2 separate regions of the Homo sapiens genome follow, and region 1 is linked to region 2. Evidence: read pairs that join two places in POLR2A ChIA-PET (ENCODE). Cell type or tissue: MCF 10A. All regions are shown on one strand. Each heading gives the region's core, and the rest is flanking DNA. Links, peaks and the distances in the headings are about the cores only.

Evidence for each region. ChIA-PET counts read pairs that join two places held together with the same protein. Peaks named below come from ENCODE experiments on the same cell type or tissue, not always from the same donor. Only the 100,000 strongest peaks of a DNase experiment are listed, where the experiment ranks them.
Region 1: POLR2A ChIA-PET joins it to region 2 with 7 read pairs; 3 of 35 experiments call an interaction of 5 or more read pairs at or near these places.

What each region holds. Positions count from the first base shown.
Region 1 is chr17:62,721,506-62,730,453 of GRCh38, forward strand. It overlaps MARCHF10 (membrane associated ring-CH-type finger 10), which reads right to left. Exons shown (of 11, transcript NM_152598.4): 7 at 3,433-3,599; 8 at 983-1,092. All of the region lies in intron 2 of MARCHF10-AS1 (MARCHF10 antisense RNA 1), which reads left to right. Among named protein-coding and RNA genes, the nearest start is that of MARCHF10-AS1, 20 kb to the left of the region's middle. RefSeq lists an enhancer at 3,424-3,503. In MCF 10A, for the core only: no CTCF peak of the experiment used is centred there; a DNase peak (open chromatin) is centred at 3,376.
Region 2 is chr17:63,433,117-63,441,319 of GRCh38, forward strand. CYB561 (cytochrome b561) reads right to left here. Exons shown (of 6, transcript NM_001915.4): 2 at 4,230-4,444; 3 at 2,938-3,036; 4 at 2,572-2,675; 5 at 1,970-2,127; 6 at 1-1,478. The coding sequence starts at 4,431. The coding sequence ends at 1,286. Among named protein-coding and RNA genes, the nearest start is that of CYB561, 9.1 kb to the right of the region's middle. RefSeq lists a silencer at 1,965-2,132 and enhancers at 3,442-4,356, 3,652-3,946, 4,357-5,271. In MCF 10A, for the core only: CTCF peaks have their summits at 1,980 (motif pointing left), 2,865 and 3,067; DNase peaks (open chromatin) are centred at 235, 795 and 2,365.

The DNA.
Region 1 (8,948 bases), core at 1,474-6,473, 710 kb before region 2:
AAAAGTAATTGTGGATATTGCCAACAAAAGTGGCAAAACTGCAATTACTTTTGCACCAACCTAATAGTTCTAAATGGAAGACTGTTTGCCTGAGAATTGGGTGATTAACTGTTATCTCAGGCACAAATCAACTTCCCACTTGAGGGTAACTAACTTTTTTACAATATTAGAAATGCAGTCCAAATACCCTAGGAGAGTTAATTCACTAGGTGATAAAGATCAGCCAGTAGGCATTTACCTCATGTTCATTAGCTGTATGTAGGTAAAGCAGTTCCTTCTTATCCCAGGGTTACTTGGTATTTAAATTAGGGACCATTTCCTCCAAGACCCTGATTTTTTTTTCTCTTGTTATTAAATTACTTCTGCAAACGTGGGTGTGGAGCTTGCCAGAATTTTTTGGTATTTTTCTGTGTCCAGTTGCCCACTGAAGCTTCTTACTTTTGTTCCCAACAGCAGGGCAAACTCAACCCAGGACAAATAAGACTTCCAACTCTCGGCCAGGTGTAGTGGCTCACACCTGTAATTGTAGCACTCTGGGAGGTGGAGGCAGACAGATCACTTGAGATCAGGAGTTCGAGACCAAGCTGGCCAACATGGAGAAACCCCATCTCTACTAAAAATACAAAAATTAGGTGGGTGTGGTGGCACACGCCTGTAATCCCAGCTACTCAGGAGGCTGAGGTGGGAGGATCGCTTGAACCTGTGAGGCAGAGTTTGCAGTGAGATTGTGCCACTGCATTCCCGCCTGGGCGACAGAGTGAGACTCTGTCTCAAAAAAAAAAAAAAAAAAAAAAGGCTTTTCAACTCTCTAATACTCTAATTTAGTGGCAGGTCTTCTCAGAGAAGTAAGCTAAATGGATATTGTCAGACTCCTGCCAGCAGAGACCTTCTACATTTCTTAGATCAGGGAAGGGGAATGTCTTCTCGCCCTGCCCCTCTAACATACTTTAACCTGTGGAGGCAGAGTGGCCACATTTCTTACCTGAGATTGCTGGTGCTTCTGGTAGAACTCAATCATGTTAAAGTCACCCAGGTCAACCAGCAGGCCTTGCTTACACATCTCACAGGTCTTCACGGCACCAAGATCTGCTCCTTAAATTGGATAAAGAATTATATGTACATATAACCATGGGTCTGTTTGTGTTAGCACTTTGGACAGGTGATATTTGGGGAGTGAACTTGTGTGTGTTATGAATTCTGAGCTTCAGTGACCTTCCTTTAAAGCCAGCCATCTTCTGTAGAAAATGACCTTGAATCTGAGAGCTGAAAAATTTCCTTTGTAGTCATCTATTATGCAAGCTTCATAGAAGTGAAATTCCCACGACTTTTAAATAGCAGATCTTGCTTTCTATTTAAATATAAACAGGATGGTTCATAAACTTGGAATTGCTGCACAGAGGCTAAGAGTCTGTAACACAGGTGTTTGTAAAAAGAGTGACTATTCAGCTTTTTTTTTTTTTATTGTAGACCCAACACAGGTCCAAGTAAATAAATTAGTGAGGACCAAAATAGATGGCAGAAGCTATTCTCGATCAATGGCTTAAAAATCTGCCTTTACTCCTGCCCAGGTAACATTGCCACCTGAGAACAGTGAGGGAGCGAGGGGCCAGGTGTGGGTACTAGTTACAGTAGTACCCAGGGCCAGCTCATCAGCCTGAGCTCAGACTCATCGGGGAAAAGGAATATGAGAAGGCTTCCTTTGTTGCTGTTTTTATAAAAACAGGCATTCTAGATCAGCATTTTTATCCTATTCCCCAATGCAAAAGTGGAGGATGCAGAGCTGGGCTGTTATGTCTAAGCAAACATTCTGCCAGACAGTTTCTCCCCCTTAGTTGCGGCTTTTGACTAATGATGTACTGGTGTTTATTTTATGCATTAGAAAATAAAAGACCTATTAGTTACCTGCATGTATTTGGTAAAAATAGGGCTTGTGCAGTTTCATACCTCCATTCTATTTCCCCACTGGGGATATAAAGAAACAGTAAATAATAGAGACTTTCAAAGGGCAAGGATGAACAGGAAGTAATCCCTTATCTGCATTTTGTTCGCTTGACTTTTTTTTTTTTTTTTTTTAGCGTCATTCAGTAACGCTTTAGGCTACCAAATGTCCCATGAGTCTTCCGATCGAATCCTACTGAACACACCCATACAAGCGTTGACATTTATGAGCATAGCAGCATTTTCATGACATGTTTCACAGGTAACTTTTTCTGTGTTAGATGTTTAATTGGCCCAAATTTCTAGGAAGATAAAGGATTGCATGGCAGAGTCGTTAGCAACCAAAATCTACTCGTTTTCTTCCCTCTCTGAAGGACTGAATATTTTGCTCGTTATATGGATATGCGTTTAAGCATCTTGATCAGTGGACTTATATTTCTTATGCTAGGGAAGTTGCATAAAACGGGCTCCATGGATGACACAGTAATATGATTACCCCACGTGTTCATTCTCTGATTCCATGGTGTGCTGTCCTTGGTGAGGGGGCGTGGCAACACCTCATGGGGACAGGGTAAAGCTCTAAGTCTCCCTGCAGCCTGGATAGTGACGGCTAAGGAGAAGGATATGGAAGACGGGGAGAAATAGGATCTGGCTGTGGGGGGATATGTTTTCAGAGATGTGTGTCTGAAAGAAGCCGCAGCTATTTTCTGATCAAGTTGCTCTTTGCACTGATGTTCCATGCATTTTTTTTTTTTTTTTGCTTAAAGTTGATCTCATTCCTAAAGCCATGCTTTAAAGAAACCTTCTGTTCTCTGCCCAGAAAACTACAGCCGACCTACCGATGTGGTTGTATTTAGGTTATAACCTGCTCAGGGAGTTGAGAAGGTGCCGCACACCCAGTTATAAGATGCTAGGGAGCTGACAAAATCAGCACATGGAAATTTCTTTATCTAATATGGTTCTAGACAATCAGATCAGCACTCTTATCCCTATTGCTAAAAGGCAGCTTTGTTTAGTTTCTTAGGTGACCCCCAAATAAAAGGAAGTAGGATGTGTGTGCTGGGGGTCTCTCATGAGGGACCTTCTGAAGTATTTTGCTGGGTGTCTGCTAGCTGGGCACGGCTACTGTGTGTCTGCTGAGCTTCCACCGCTGACCCACTTCTATTTCCTTCCTCCTGAGAGGCGATCTTAGCATCTCTGCTCAGGCCTCAAGCAGAGGTAGAATTCAATAGCATTTGTTCCCAGGAGTCTTCTCTCAGATAAAAGCAAAAAACAAAAAACAAACCAAAACAAAAACAAACAAAAAACCCCCAACTCCCTCCCATAGTTTAAAGACAGCTTTTATGAGCAAGGATCTGGAGCTCAGCCACGTGTCCCTGAGTCGCTGTTCTGCGGAGGAGAGTGAGCTGATGACAAGGCTCCGGGGCCCACACCGTGGTGCCTCATGTTAATTACATGTCGTGGCACGTTCACTGCACTTCCTTCCCCACCTACCTGATGTTATTTTCACTTTCAGCCACTTTTTCAGGCACTCTTGATGAACAAACTGCAGGCTTCCCACACAGCCGCAAGGCTCCAGGAGGGGGTTGCTTGGGGAACCCCCGGCTATCTGACAGATGCGACACAAGTCTCCCTCCTCCTCGGAGTCCTCCTCCAGGAGACTAAATGTGAAAACAAGCCCTCGTGACCAGGAGGCTACACGTTTGCAGTTTCTACAAATACCAGTTCCCAGAGCATTGACAGAGAAGGAAGAGGGCTCCTGGTACTCACCCGCTGCCCCCTCTGACCCTAGTGAGATGATTTTTGATAACACAGGCACAAATTCTCTCTTTTTTTTTGAAACAGAGTCTCACTCCGTTGCCCAGGCCGGAGTGCAGTGGCACAATATTGGCCCACTGCAGCCTCAACCTCCTCAGGCTCTGGTGATCCTCCCACTTCAGCCTCCCAAGTAGCTGGATTACAGGTGCATGCCACCACACCTGGCTATTTTAAAAATTATTTTGTAGAGATGGAGTCTCACGATGTTGCCCAGACTGGTCTTGAACTCCTGGGCTGAAGCGATCCACATGCCTTGGCCTCCCAAAGTGCTGGGATTACAGGTGTGAGCCCCTGGGCCTGGCTGAGGCACAAATTCTTGTAACAGGCTTCTTTGCAATTGTCAATACGTGTGAGCTGACATGGAGGACCAGCACTGCCACCATAAATCAAGAGGTAAAGGGAAATGGCTACAGAATCATTTTCAAACTGGAGTCAAGGCCAGGAGCCCCTCTCCCTGCCAGGAAGTTGGTGGGGGTGGCATACTGGTGAGTGCATGGGATTCGTGGTCAGGGGGCCTGGGTTTGAGGCCAGCCTCTGAAACTTGTGAGTTGTGTGACTTTGGATAAGTTCCTTAATCTTCCCAAGACCCTGTTTCCTCATCTGTACAATGAGGGTCATGGTGATAACACCACTGCCACCTACTTCCTAGGGCTGTGGCCAGGCTGGCTACGTGTGACAATGAGGAACCTGTTCTGCAAACTGTAAAGTACATCTAGTGTCTGGCAAGGTGTTGTGCACAGAGTTCACTTAATAGATGTTGGTTTAGGTGGATGATGAACCAATAAACCTGGACACAATCTCCCGAATAACACCACACATGCCAACAAATGACATCAGCATTCCAGAATGTAAGCGGCTGGAATCTGATGAAGATAAGAACTAACGAAAATGTAAGTAAAGATATTTGTGTCTAATAAATGGTGAGTGAAGAATAGCTGGTCGATGTTCATGTTGGGAGGTTTTAAGAAGCCTAAGGCTATTTTCTTTTCTTTAGAGTCCTCACGGGACTGGGGGCCATCTGGTCAAGGAAAGGAAACTGGCTAGAGACTAAAATCAAAAGAGGAAGAAATGGACATTGCTCTGGATGGAGAAATATATGCTCAATTTCTTGAAAGACTTTTTTCCCCATGAAAGGGCAGCTCAGTGTAAAGAAGCAGAATTACAGTTTTCCATTATGGACATTCTCAATAACTTAAAGACATTTTCAACATTCAGACTTCAATACATTTCAACATAATTTCCATATTTTCGTAAGTAATCAGGAAGAACATGTGTACATGGGAGTGAGTGCTCCAACTGGTGAAGATAAACTAGAGAGAGATCTTGCAAGTTTGAGAAGGTAGGCAGAAAAGTGGTAGAAGATTATTTTTTGTTGTTGTTGTTTGTTTTGAGATGGAGTCTTGCTCTGTCACCCAGGCTGGAGTGCAGTGGCTCGATCTCAGCTCTCTGCAACCTCTGCCGGATTCAAGCGATTCTCCTGCCTCAGCCTCCCGAGTAGCTGGGATTATAGGCGTGCACCACCACACCTGGCTAATTTTTGTATTTTTAGTAGAGATAGGGTTTCACCATGTTGGCCAGGCTGGTCTCGAACCCTTGACCTCAGGTGATCCGCCTGCCTTGGTCTCTCAAAAGTGCTGGGATTACAGGTGTGAGCCACCACACCTGGCCTAGAAGATTTTTAATTTAGGCAACTACACGGGATTTGCATTTGGAAACAAGTGCTCTAAATCAGTGGTTTCCAATAGAAAATAAATGACCATCAGGTTCACCGGTAGAGATTTTACAAACAGATTCCTGGGCTCCACCCTTAGAGGTTCTGGTTCAGTATCTGGGGCCCAGGAACCTGAACGTTAAGATGGTCATGCAGGTCTGAAGATCACTGATCTCAACAGGAGGACGAAGGGCTCTGTGGTGAACTTGTTATGGTTGATAAATATCTGACTCTTAACTTAAGGTCCTCCATCTTCTCAAAGGTATAGGTGGGGATCCACTGGCTACCCTACTTTGCAAAAAAATTTTTTTTAACAAATAAAAGTGAAGAAGAGACAGAAAAGCACAGAAAAGAAAAGGAGAATCAAGCATAAAATCATTACCCCAAAGTAACTGCTTGTTAATAGTTGAGTCTGGCCGGGTGCAGTGGCTCACACCTGTAATCCTAGCACTTTGGGAAGCCGAGGCAGGAGGATGGCTTGAGCTCAGGAGTTCAAGCCCAGCCTGGGCAACACAGCGAGACCTTGTCTCAAAAAAAAAGAAAAAAATATATAGCTTGGTGTACTAGCCTTTGGTATTACTCCTGTGCACATACTGTTTTATAGAATTGAGACTGCTTTTAGGATTAGCTCAAGATAGCAGGCTAAGCACCCCCATCAGTCTCCTTTCCCACACAAATCTCTTAAAAGACCAAAAAAGAAAATTAAATAGAATGAATCCACAATAGTGCTGGAAAACAAGCAGGCCAGAAATAATGAGGAATTCTTGGAAAGTCGATGAAGATATGATGATATTGACGAGAGGAAAGGAAATGGCAACCCAAGGCATTCTCACAGAAGCATGGAGAAGGGAAGGGCAGACCCAGGGAAATGCCAGGCTTGGGCTGCACCAATGCAGGGGATGGGGCAATTATGAGGGTACGAGCTCAAGAACTGCTTCAGCACGAGGGGACCAGCTGCTGCCCCCTTTCAGATACCCTGTGATGCAGGCAGCAGGTGGCATAGTGCCTCTCCCAGGGGAACATTCTGTCATTGTATTCCAAAGAAAGGGAACTCTCCATAAAGGTCAAAGTTTTTTGTCTTGCTAGAGACAGGTCTCACTCTGTCGCCCAGTGGCAATCATAGCTCACTGCAACCTCAAGCTCCTGTGCTCAGCTGATCCTCCCACTCCAGCCTCCCAAGTAGCTGTGACCACAGGTGCACGCCACCATGCCCAGCTAATTTTAATTTTTTTTTTCTTAGAAACAGGGTCTCCATTGTTGCCAGGACTGGTTTCAAAGTTTTGGCCTCAACCAATCCTGCCTCAGCCTCCCAAAGTACTGGGACTGTGGGGAGTGAGCCACTGTGCCTGGCCACAGGTCAAAGTTTTTCAAAAAGTTCACGAATGACATTCAATTACACAAAACCTCCCATTCAGGAAACTGGATCTCAGAGGAGAAAAAGCACACAATTGCCGGGGACAGCGTGCTGGCCACCTCTCTCTACTAAACCACCCATTCCTTCCTTCATGAAACAACTGGGGGCCACCTGTCACATGTGGAAACCACCAGCATGAATGAGAGGGGACAAGGAAAATAAGTCAGCTGACTCTAGAGGAAATGAATTGTTTAACGAAGGGAGGAGGTAATTCTCAGGAGGATTCAGAGAATATTGGCAGCTGCTATGTAAAAGGAACAGCAAGAGATAAGGAGGATTTCTGGAGATTTAAAAAAATGTGATTAACGAAATAAAAAATTCCAGGTGAAACAATATTAATGGACAAAATATAATTCAGGCTAAAAGTCTAAAGCTAAATATTGATTGATCCACCAAGAAGAGATCAGCCATGAGCTTTAATGCACTAAATAAAAGCAAAATTCTTATACATGCAAAGGAGAATGGGCAAATCCAAATCAGAGTGAAGGATTTTAATCAATGTCTTTCAGAAATTGACAAACTCAATGGAAAAGAATAAAGTATGAAGGGTTTTTTTGTTTGTTTTTAAGACAGGGGTCTCACTCTATTGTCCAGGCCGGAGTGCAGTGGCAAGATCTTGGCTCACTGCAGCCTCTGCCACCTCCTGGGCTCAAAGTGATCCTCCTGCCTCAGCCTCTCAAGTAGCTGGGACCACAGGCACACGCCACCACCCCAGGTTATTTATTTATTTTTTTTTTGTAGAGACGGGGTTTTGCCATGTTGCCCAGGCTGGTCTTGAATTCCTGAGCTCAAGGAATCTGCCCACCTTGGCCTCTAAAAGTGCTGGGATTATAGGTGTGAGCCACTGTGCCTGGCCTGAAGGATTTTAACATATGTATTTTATATATGTATGCCAACAAAGAGAGAAGAAAGAATGTACAACCTTTTCTAATGCCATAGCATATTTATAAGTATTGAATATGTATTAGGGCACAAAAAATACTGTTCGTATTTTCTGAGATCACAATGTAATTAAATTAGGATGGGCAATAAAAAATTTTGAAAAGAGGGTAACAAAGAGAGATTATATATATATTTATATGTAGATGATATATATTTATTATATAAATATACTAAAAATATATTTAATCTATGTGTGTATATATATACATATATATGTATAAATATACAAATATAAATGTATAAATATATAAATATATATATATTTTTAGAGACAGGGCCTCACTTTGTCACCCAGGCTGGAGTGCAGTGATCACAGCTCACTGTAGACTCGACCTTCTGGGCTCAAGGGATACTCCTGCCTCAGCCTCTAGAGTAGCTGGGACTACAGACATGTGTCATTACACCCAGAGAACATATATATTTTTTGTAGAGACAGGGTATCGCCATGTTGTCCAGACTGGTCTTGAACTCCTGGCCCCAGGTGATCCTCCCACCTTGGCCTCTCAAAGCACTGGAGTTAATGGCATGAGCCACCATGCTCAGCCCTCAAATATTTTTAAAAAACCATAAATCAGCCGGGTGCAGTGGCTCACGCCTGTAATCCCAGCACTTTGGGAGGCCAAGGTGGGCAGATCATGAAGTCAGGGGTTCGAGACCAGCCTGACCAACATGGTGAAGCCCCGTCTCTACTAAAAATGCAAAAATTAGCCGGGTGAGGTGGCGCCTGCCTGTAATCCCAGCTACTCAGGAGGCTGAGGCAGGAGAATCGCTTGAACCTGAGTGAGTGGTGGAGGTTGCAGTGAGCCGAGATTGCACCACTACACTCCAGCCTGAGCAACAGAGTGAGACTTCGTCTCAAAAAGAAAATGAAAAAAAAACCACACAACAAAACCCCAAAAAACAAAAACAAAACCATAAATCAACAATAAATGTGTATAATTGATGGAGCATTTCACGCAGTGAAAGTCCGAAAACAGACTGATAAGGATAGTGTATGCCAAAGAAAGCATTTCAAATTAGTAAGGAAAGGATAGAATGATTGTGGATTAATGGGATAAACATTTTTAAAAAGACCTTAGAACCTCATCTAATACCATACATCAAAATATATTCCATATGAATTTA
Region 2 (8,203 bases), core at 1-5,000:
CCATCTCCCGGGTTCACACCATTCTCCTGCCTCAGCCTCCCAAGTAGCTGGGACTACAGGCGCCCACCACCACGCCTGGCTAATTTTTTTGTATTTTTAGTAGAGACGGGGTTTCACTGTGTTTGTTAGTCAGGATGGTCTTGATCTCCTGGCCTCGCACACGATCAGTGTTCTAATCACACTATTTCCAGGCCGAAGCCAAATGGTGACTCAGCTAACATGACACTCTTTATGGGGCTGGAGTGATGTGCAGACACCACGGGGGATGACTGTAGTTGTTCTGACTCCATCCTGACTTCCTGGAAAGATGGGCAGCAGATAAGGAGAAGGCTCGTCCTCCAGAACAGAGGCAGCAGCTCCAGCAGCCCCAGGGGGCTCTAGCCACAGCCAGCAGCAGCGGTTTTTCATTTAAAAAATTATAAGGTTTGTGCCCTCTGCCTCCCAGCCTGAGCAGAGCCTGGGTGAGCCTGGGAGAGGAAACCAGAGCTGAGCCGCAAGGGGGGTGCTACAAGGAGGGAGCCCCAGCAGGAAGGGGCTGCAAGGTGCCCCCCATCCCCAACCCCCATGTCTGGAGCAGCCTGGGAGGAGGCCCGCCTGCATCTGCCAAGAGAAAGTCTGTCTGAAGTCATGGGCTTCTATCCCCTCTCCCACCAAAGCCATCCTAGGGCTAAAGGGTTAAAGAAGAGGAAGGTCAGGACTACAGCTGGGCCACAGCCTCATCTCAGAGCTTCCCAGGGGCCAGTCCCTCCCCTCTCCTGGGGAACCTTGCTTTCACCACCAACATACTTTACACATCATATCACTTGCTCCTCTGCCAAAGGCCGGGCCCATTTGTGCCACGTGTTATTCAGGCTGGAGGGACTCCTTGTTTGAATTCAGCAGCCATCGTGGCCTTTCCAGGCCTGTCCCTGAGGCCCCCCCAGTTTCCCCTGGCCTTGCCCCAGGCATCTGCTGCCAGGAGGGTGGGGCCTCCTCTCTCGCTTCTTTAAAGATCTGTGCTCTGCGACCAGGACCGAACACCCGAAGTCCTACCCAAAGCCTTCTGCACTGAAGGGGGCAACAGAGACACGGGAGCCACACACAATGAACTGGTCTATAGCAGCGGAGAAAGGAGAAGCAGAGGAGGCGGAGACCTGACCCCAGAAAGCAGCACTCAAACAGATGCAGCTGCACCCACGCGCCCGCCTGCTGCCAGAGCCACTCTCCGGAGCCTGCAGTCCTGAAGACGCCTCAGCAGGGGCAGGCAAGAAGACACCCCGCGAACCCCCAGGGCCGGCCGGGCGCATCACTGGGAGCCGGGGCTATCTCCCTCCGTCAGCGTCTTGAAGTCCATGGAGAGGGCCTGCTCTTCCGCCTGGGAAGGCCGCTTCCAGTCGGCCCGGGTCAAGATGTAGAGCACCGCCCCACCGAAGCAGGCCAGCAGCAGGCCCAGCACGTTGGCCAGGACACCCTCGGGCTCAAATGCGCTATACTTGCCCCTGCAGGGGTGAGAGGAAGGGAGAAGCTGCCCAAGGGGTCACAATTAGGCCAAATGCCCTTTGTATCCTGGGCCTTAAAGATGCCATGGGGATTCCAGCACCAGCCCCTGCCTCCCTGCCCTGCCTGAAGAGAACAACCATCCCCCCGCCCCCAACCAGCAATCTCCAGCTATGGCTCACAGACAAAAAGAGATGGGCAATGTAAAAACCTAGATCAATATTCTAGCTCTAAGCAGTTGTCCTGCAGATCCTGCTGCGTGGTGGGAATAAATAGGGTGCCCATAGCCCAGAAGTTTCTTTGAAAGGGTAAAATCAAGAAAGCTAACCAAAGCCAAGCCCCAAGCACCCAAATCTTAGCAAGCATAACTACAGCCACCAGTTGTGACGCCACGAGAGGCGGCTCAGGAAGCCACAGCTGGGGAAGCTGAAGGCAGGGTGAGGTCTGTGCAAGGGTGGCCCAGGCCCTGCCCTCTCCCACCCAGGACACTCACCCGAGGTTGAACAGCAGTGCCTCCTTCAGGCCCAGCAGGGCGGTGCCCACGGAAAGGAGGAAGATGGTAGCACCAAAGAAGATGTGCTGTGGGCGGTAGCGGCTCCGCAGGGAGAATGAAGCTCCGGGGAACAGGAAGAAGCTGAAGCCCACCAGCCACTAGGATTTGAAAGGAGACGGTTCCGGGACAGGGCGGCCGGACACCCCAGCAGCCGAGGTCGGCCAGGCCCACACCCACGTGCCCACGTGGCGACTGTGAGCCCCTCAGCCCTGCCTGGTTTCCTTCCTCCTCAGCACAGTGGTGGGAGGAGCACTAAGCGCTTAGGGACAAGGGACCGGTCCCCCAACGCTTGAGGCCTTGGCACACTCAGAAAGCTGGGCTTGTGGCCAAAAGTGCTGAGTCAGCCATGGGGCGCCTGGGAGCTGGGCACCCTTGGCCGCCAATCCTAGCTTTGCACCCGCACAGGCCTGGGAAGGCAGCTCTCTCACCTGCACACACCCCAGAAATCAGGCCCTTCCATGAGGTACATTTCAGCCCAGCTCCCCTCCTCCTCCCACCTCCCTGGTAGGTGGCCCCAGGCCCGGGGTGTTGGAAGGACTCACCTGCACAAAGTACAGGACAAAGACAAGGATCCCGCACCAGCTGTGTAGGCTGTACAGGTCAGCGTAGCCCTTCTTCCTGTGGTAGTCGAACACCGCCACCAAGCCTGGGCCAGAGACAGGTCATATGAGGACAGGGTTGGATGTGGAAAAGGAAGGTGTAAGATGACCCAGGGGAACCAGCTAGCGGGACTTCTGGGCTTTAGTCCCAGCTCGAGGGCTGCCAGCACCTAGTGGCCCTGCAGGGGATGTTTGGGGTGGGGGCGGGCCCATCACAGCTCTGGGGAGGGAACAGAGCAGGTGAAGCGGCTGTTTGCCATACCTGAAGAGGCAGGCAGGTGGCGGGGAAGGCCGCGCCCGGGAACTCACCAACCAGGGCGATGACGAGCGCAAAGATGTGCAGCAGCCCGTGCAGGACCTTGGTGGTGCGTTTAGCTTCGTTCCTGAAGACACGGTAAACCAGCAGGGCTGTGGGAGGTGAGAGAGGGAACGTGAGTGCATCCGCCTGTGCGTGAGGCCTCCTGCCCCAGCAGCAAGGAGGCACCTTGGTGGAGAGGTGATGTGAGCTGACGGCTTGTAACAGGAGCCTAGCTGCAGGAACCGGAGGAGAAAGCCAGGTTCCCTGGGGACCCTGGGCAGCTCCTGGCCTTCTCTGAGGGCACCTAGGGCTGTGTGCACCTTAACACCCCTCCCCCACCCTCCAACCTCCCCCAGCTGTGCACAAAGAGGGCAGGGCCGGAGGCTGCACCACAGTCCCCACCACCAGGACAGGCAGTGAAGGCAGCGCCTCTGCCCTCGTCCCCACCTAAAGGAGCTGCCCGGCCCAGCAGACGCCCCCCTCCACCCACCTTCTTGTCAGGTGTCCTGCAAATTCCAGGCTGTGTTTGAGGTCCACTGTTGGTCACACTGAGGCAACAAGCAGCCTCTGAGTTCACCTGTTAGCCACGTGGCTCCTCACACAGGCCCCCACCTAAGCCTGGGCAGATGGTCCTACTCCTAGCAAGCAGGCGCCTGGCTCCCAAGCAGAACCTTGTGATCCCAGCCTGATCTCCCGCGTCCAGAAGAGGTGGGCAAGGCCAGGTCACGTGAGGAATGCCTCTTAGCTTTCTGCTGCTCAGGAATGGCTGTCACCAGGACCACCTCTAGGAAGAGCGGGTCAACCGGATGCAGATCCCGCTTCCTGGATCCCTGGCCTGGAGGCAGGTGGAGGCCAAGCACTGCCTTGCTCCTGCCCCAGGGGGAGGCGCTCTAGCTCTGCCAAGTCCAAGACCAACAACACACATGCGCGCGCACGCACGCACGCATACAAACTCTCACATATGATTACTTTTTTTCCCTCAATTCAAACCACCCCTGCAGCAGGGCCTGGCTCGGAGCCTCATTCCTTTCCCTCTGCTGCAAGAAGTGCCCGCCTTGGATGCTGTGTGTGGAAACGAGGTGAAAATGCTGGACCAGGCTGGAGAGGAGCTGCCACTCACCAACCTCAGAGCCTGGGTTTGGATTCCATCTCCCCAGGCTCTGAACCAGCTTCTGTCTCTGTCTTTTCTAGAATCTTAGATTTGTCCAACCAGAAGAGACCGCAGGGGTGACAAGACCCCTGCAAACTGCCTCTCAGGGACCCCCACAAGCCCGGGAAAAGAGGAGCGGCCCATGGGACTCACCATTTCCCTGCAGGAAGATCAGGCCTATGACCATGCAGAGGGGGTGCGCGTTGAACTGCAGGTCGCTCTCCCAGGCAATGCCGCCTCGGTACAGCCCGAGCCACGCGCCGGTCATGGCCACCAAGGTCAGGCCCAGCAGCTGGGAGAAGGCCACGTAGTAAGGCAGTGCTGTGGGGGTGGCTGCCGCGGCCCCGCCCTCCATGCTGAGGCAAACGCTGCAAGAAAGAGCAGAGCTCAGAGGAGCAGCGCACAGCACCCCGAGATGCGCACAGCCCCCGCGGATGCACACAGCCCCCCAAGATGCGCACAGGCCCCCCGAGATGTACACACCCCTCAAGATGCGCACAGCCGCCCCCGGAGATAAGCACGGTCCCCCCAGATATGCACAGCCCCCCCCGAAATGCGCACAGCCGCCCCTGCTAGATGCGCGCAACACCCCCCCCGGGTTGCGCACAGCCCCCTCCAGATGCGCACAGCCACCCCGCTAGATGGGCACAGCCCCCCCGAGATGCACACAGCACCCCCAGATGCGAGCAGCCCCCCTGAGATGCGCATGTCCCCCCCACGGATGCGCACAGCCCCTAGAGACTGCGCCTGAGATGCGGCGCGGCTCCTCCCACGGCGGCCCCGCCACCCTCCCCCGAGGCTCCCGCTGGAAGCAGCGCTCGCTCTCCTACCCGCAAGCCCCTTCCCACCCATCGTCCTGAGGCAGAGGTCTCAAGTCTCGGGAGTGGCTGGGGGGAGGGGCCCAGCCTCCCCACGGGGACAGGCGTGACCTGGGACACGACGCCAGGAGTTCCATATGCGGTGAGGGTGCAAGGAAAGATACCCCAAATTCTAGTGAGCTCAAGGGCCCAGTGCCCGGCTTTGTTTTCTGTTTCATGAGGCCCTGGCCTTCCCTGGGTGGGCTTTACAGGTGAGTTACACAGGCAAGCGCGCTCCTTGACGGGAAGGAAGGGGCTGGTCACACCTTTTCTCCAGACGCGTCATGAAGTACATCTCGGGAGAAATGGGAAGTCTCCCTCCCCCATCCTGGTTTTTAACTCCATGCTGGCGATGAGGAGGCCTCCCCACCCCACACCCAGGAGAGCCAGCCCCGCTCCCCCCACGCCCCCGCCCGCCCCCCACCCCGCTCCCCGCCCGGCCGCGCCTGCAGAGTAGAAGTGCCCCGACCATGCTGCACACAGGGACCTGTCAGCACACAGGGACAGGGCACTTCCCCTCCACACCAGGGGCGGGGCGGACCCGCACTCTAGAGGGGCCCTCAGGGAGGTTTCCAAAACTGAAGGCCCCCAGAAACGAGGCCTGCGAAGGGGCCGGGTAGAGCTCAGCACGGCTGTCCCAGGTGCTCGGCCCCACGTGGCCCTCCAGGAGGAAAGGAGAGCGGGTGGTTCCTAGCGAAGCAGCAATGAGAAGGCCCCGCTAAGAGCCCAAGGGAGTGCCCAGTGCCTGCACAGCTTCATGCCGGCCGGAGAGCACCCAGCAGCTGGGGATGGGAGGAGAGGCGGCAGGAGGAGAACAAGCGGGGCTCTCCCCTCACCCGGCAGCGGCCTGTGCGCCACGGAAAAGTGCTGCCATGGCCCACAGTTGCCACTGCAACTGCCACCACCATGGCCACCACAAGCAGACCCCAGAGCACTGCTGCTGCCCCCCATCCCGCCCCGGTTCCCCACTGGCCCCTTGCCACGGTCCAGCCTCTCCTGGCAGCAACTGTATCAGAACTAGGGGGACAGTGGCCAGCACAGGGGCACTGACCCCCTTCACACCCGGCACACGCTCTGCCCTGCAGTGCCCAGGAGCTGGTTTTCAGTCCCTCCCAGTGATGGGCTCCTTCTCTGCTCCCCAGTTCTCTCTGCCACATCGGACAACTGTTGGCAACTCCACCATTAAAGGGGGGGTGTGTGTGTGGGCCGGGTGCGATGGCTCACACCTATAATCCCAGCACCTGGGGAGGCCAAGGCGAGTGGATCACCTGAGGCCAGGAGTTCAAGACCAGCCACAACATGGTGAAACCCTATCTCTACTAAAAATATAAAAATTAGCCGGGCATGGTGGCTCACACCTGTAATCCCAGCTACTTGGGAGGCTGAGGCACTAGAATCCCTTGAGCTCAGGAGGCAGAGTTTGCAGTGGGCCAAGATCGCACCACTGCATTCCAGCCTGGGTGACAGAATGAGACTCTGTCTCAAAAAAAATTTTTTTTAATTAAAAAAAAAAGGGTGTGTGTGTGTGCTAATAATCCACACGCACTGCAGTAGAATATGGATCAGCAAAAAAGGTAAAATGACAGGCCATCAGAATTTGATCTATATCCTCACACACCTTCTTCCTAAAACACATATGCATCCTTTTATAGAAGCAGGATCATTTATTCCATTTTCTAACCTGCTTTTTAACTGAGGGCGTAGCACACATGGATGTTTGTGTCAATGGATACGCGCCCACATCATCATTTTCGTAACCTCACACTCTTGCATTGCACGGCCATTTTTTAGCCAACTAGTTCCCATTGTTCAGCATTTAGCTAGCTTTCGATTTCAGTTTTCCACCAAATAAACAACAGGATGTGGTCATCTGCAAACTTCTCTGCAGGGAATCCTGAAACAAGGGCTAGGTTCTGTTTTAGACTTCTGACACATTCCATCAAATCATCTCCCAGAAACATAGCTCCAATCCACATTCCCAGGGTGGACGGGAATACGGGATTCCAGAAGCCCCAGCCAACAATAAATCCTATTTTTGGAACTCCTGCCTCTGTCCTTATCTGTCACCTACACGGGTATCAGTTCTGTCCCCGCCACCCCAAATTCAAGCCCCATTTCTGACGGTTCACTACTCATCTCTACCTGGACATCCCACAGACGCTTCAAACCCAGCTCGTCCCAAGTCACCTTCTCTCCCATCGTCGCCAAGTTCTCTCATGCCCTCCCCACTAGCTAGCAGGGCTGCCCTTCTTCCGGGCCCAGGTGACACCTCAGCTCCTCCACAGAAGGCTGCCCAGGCCGCCGCATGCTGGCACCCCTCCCCTCACTTCCCTCCTGAGCATCCTCACTGCCCCACCCAAGTCAGGGCCTGCAGCTTCTCCCTCTTCAACGTGACAGACATGCCAGGGACAAAGCCAGCTCCCAACATCATGCTGTCCCCTGCGTAAGTGCCCCCGAGTGCCAGTGAAATGCCAACTGCATGGCATGATCCTGCCCGTTTCCATCTGCAGCCCCCACTGTTCCTGCTAGGCCCTCTAGAGGAGACGCCTGGGCTCACAGAATCCAAGGACATGGCCCAGCCTGGCTCCCTGCTGTGGGCCCACACCCCTGCCTCCACTCCTCAGGCACCGCGGTGCGCAGATCACTCTGTCCCCAGGCTCTCCCGGAGCCTCCTTACCCTCGCGGTGCCCTGTCTGCTCCTCGAAGGCAGGGACGCTCTCACTCCTCCTTGGGTATCTTTGGGTCTCTAATACCCCGAGTCTAACAGGAAAATGTACTGAAAGAAGTGCTGTCCCCCCTGGTCACTTGTTGTCTGTCCTCCTCTCCAGGTCGCCGCCTCCTTTATTAGATTCATCCCCAGAGAGCCTGGCTGCAGGCAGAATCTGATTAGCTACAAATTAGGAAGAACAGAGGGGACATCACCTCTCCCTCTGCTGGGTGACCCGGCAACTTCCTCACACCTCGTGGAGTACAAAGGGCAGGAGAGGCCCGCAGAGCGAGGGGCCGCTGCCCACTCCTTCCTTCCCACCAGGCTCCCTGGAAGACAGTGGACATCAGAGCCAGGCTCTCTTCTCGCAGCGACGACTGCCTGCGGCTTCAACATCCTACAGTGAAATGCCCGGCCTGGCCTCCCGGGGAGTCGGAACCATAACATTGTTTGCTCCCCACCATGGCAGGGCAGACGTGTGCTTGGTGTGTCAGTAGGGTGGGGACCCAACAGCCTGTGAGCACCTGCTCTGTGCTGGGCACTTCATGCCATCTCTAATGTCA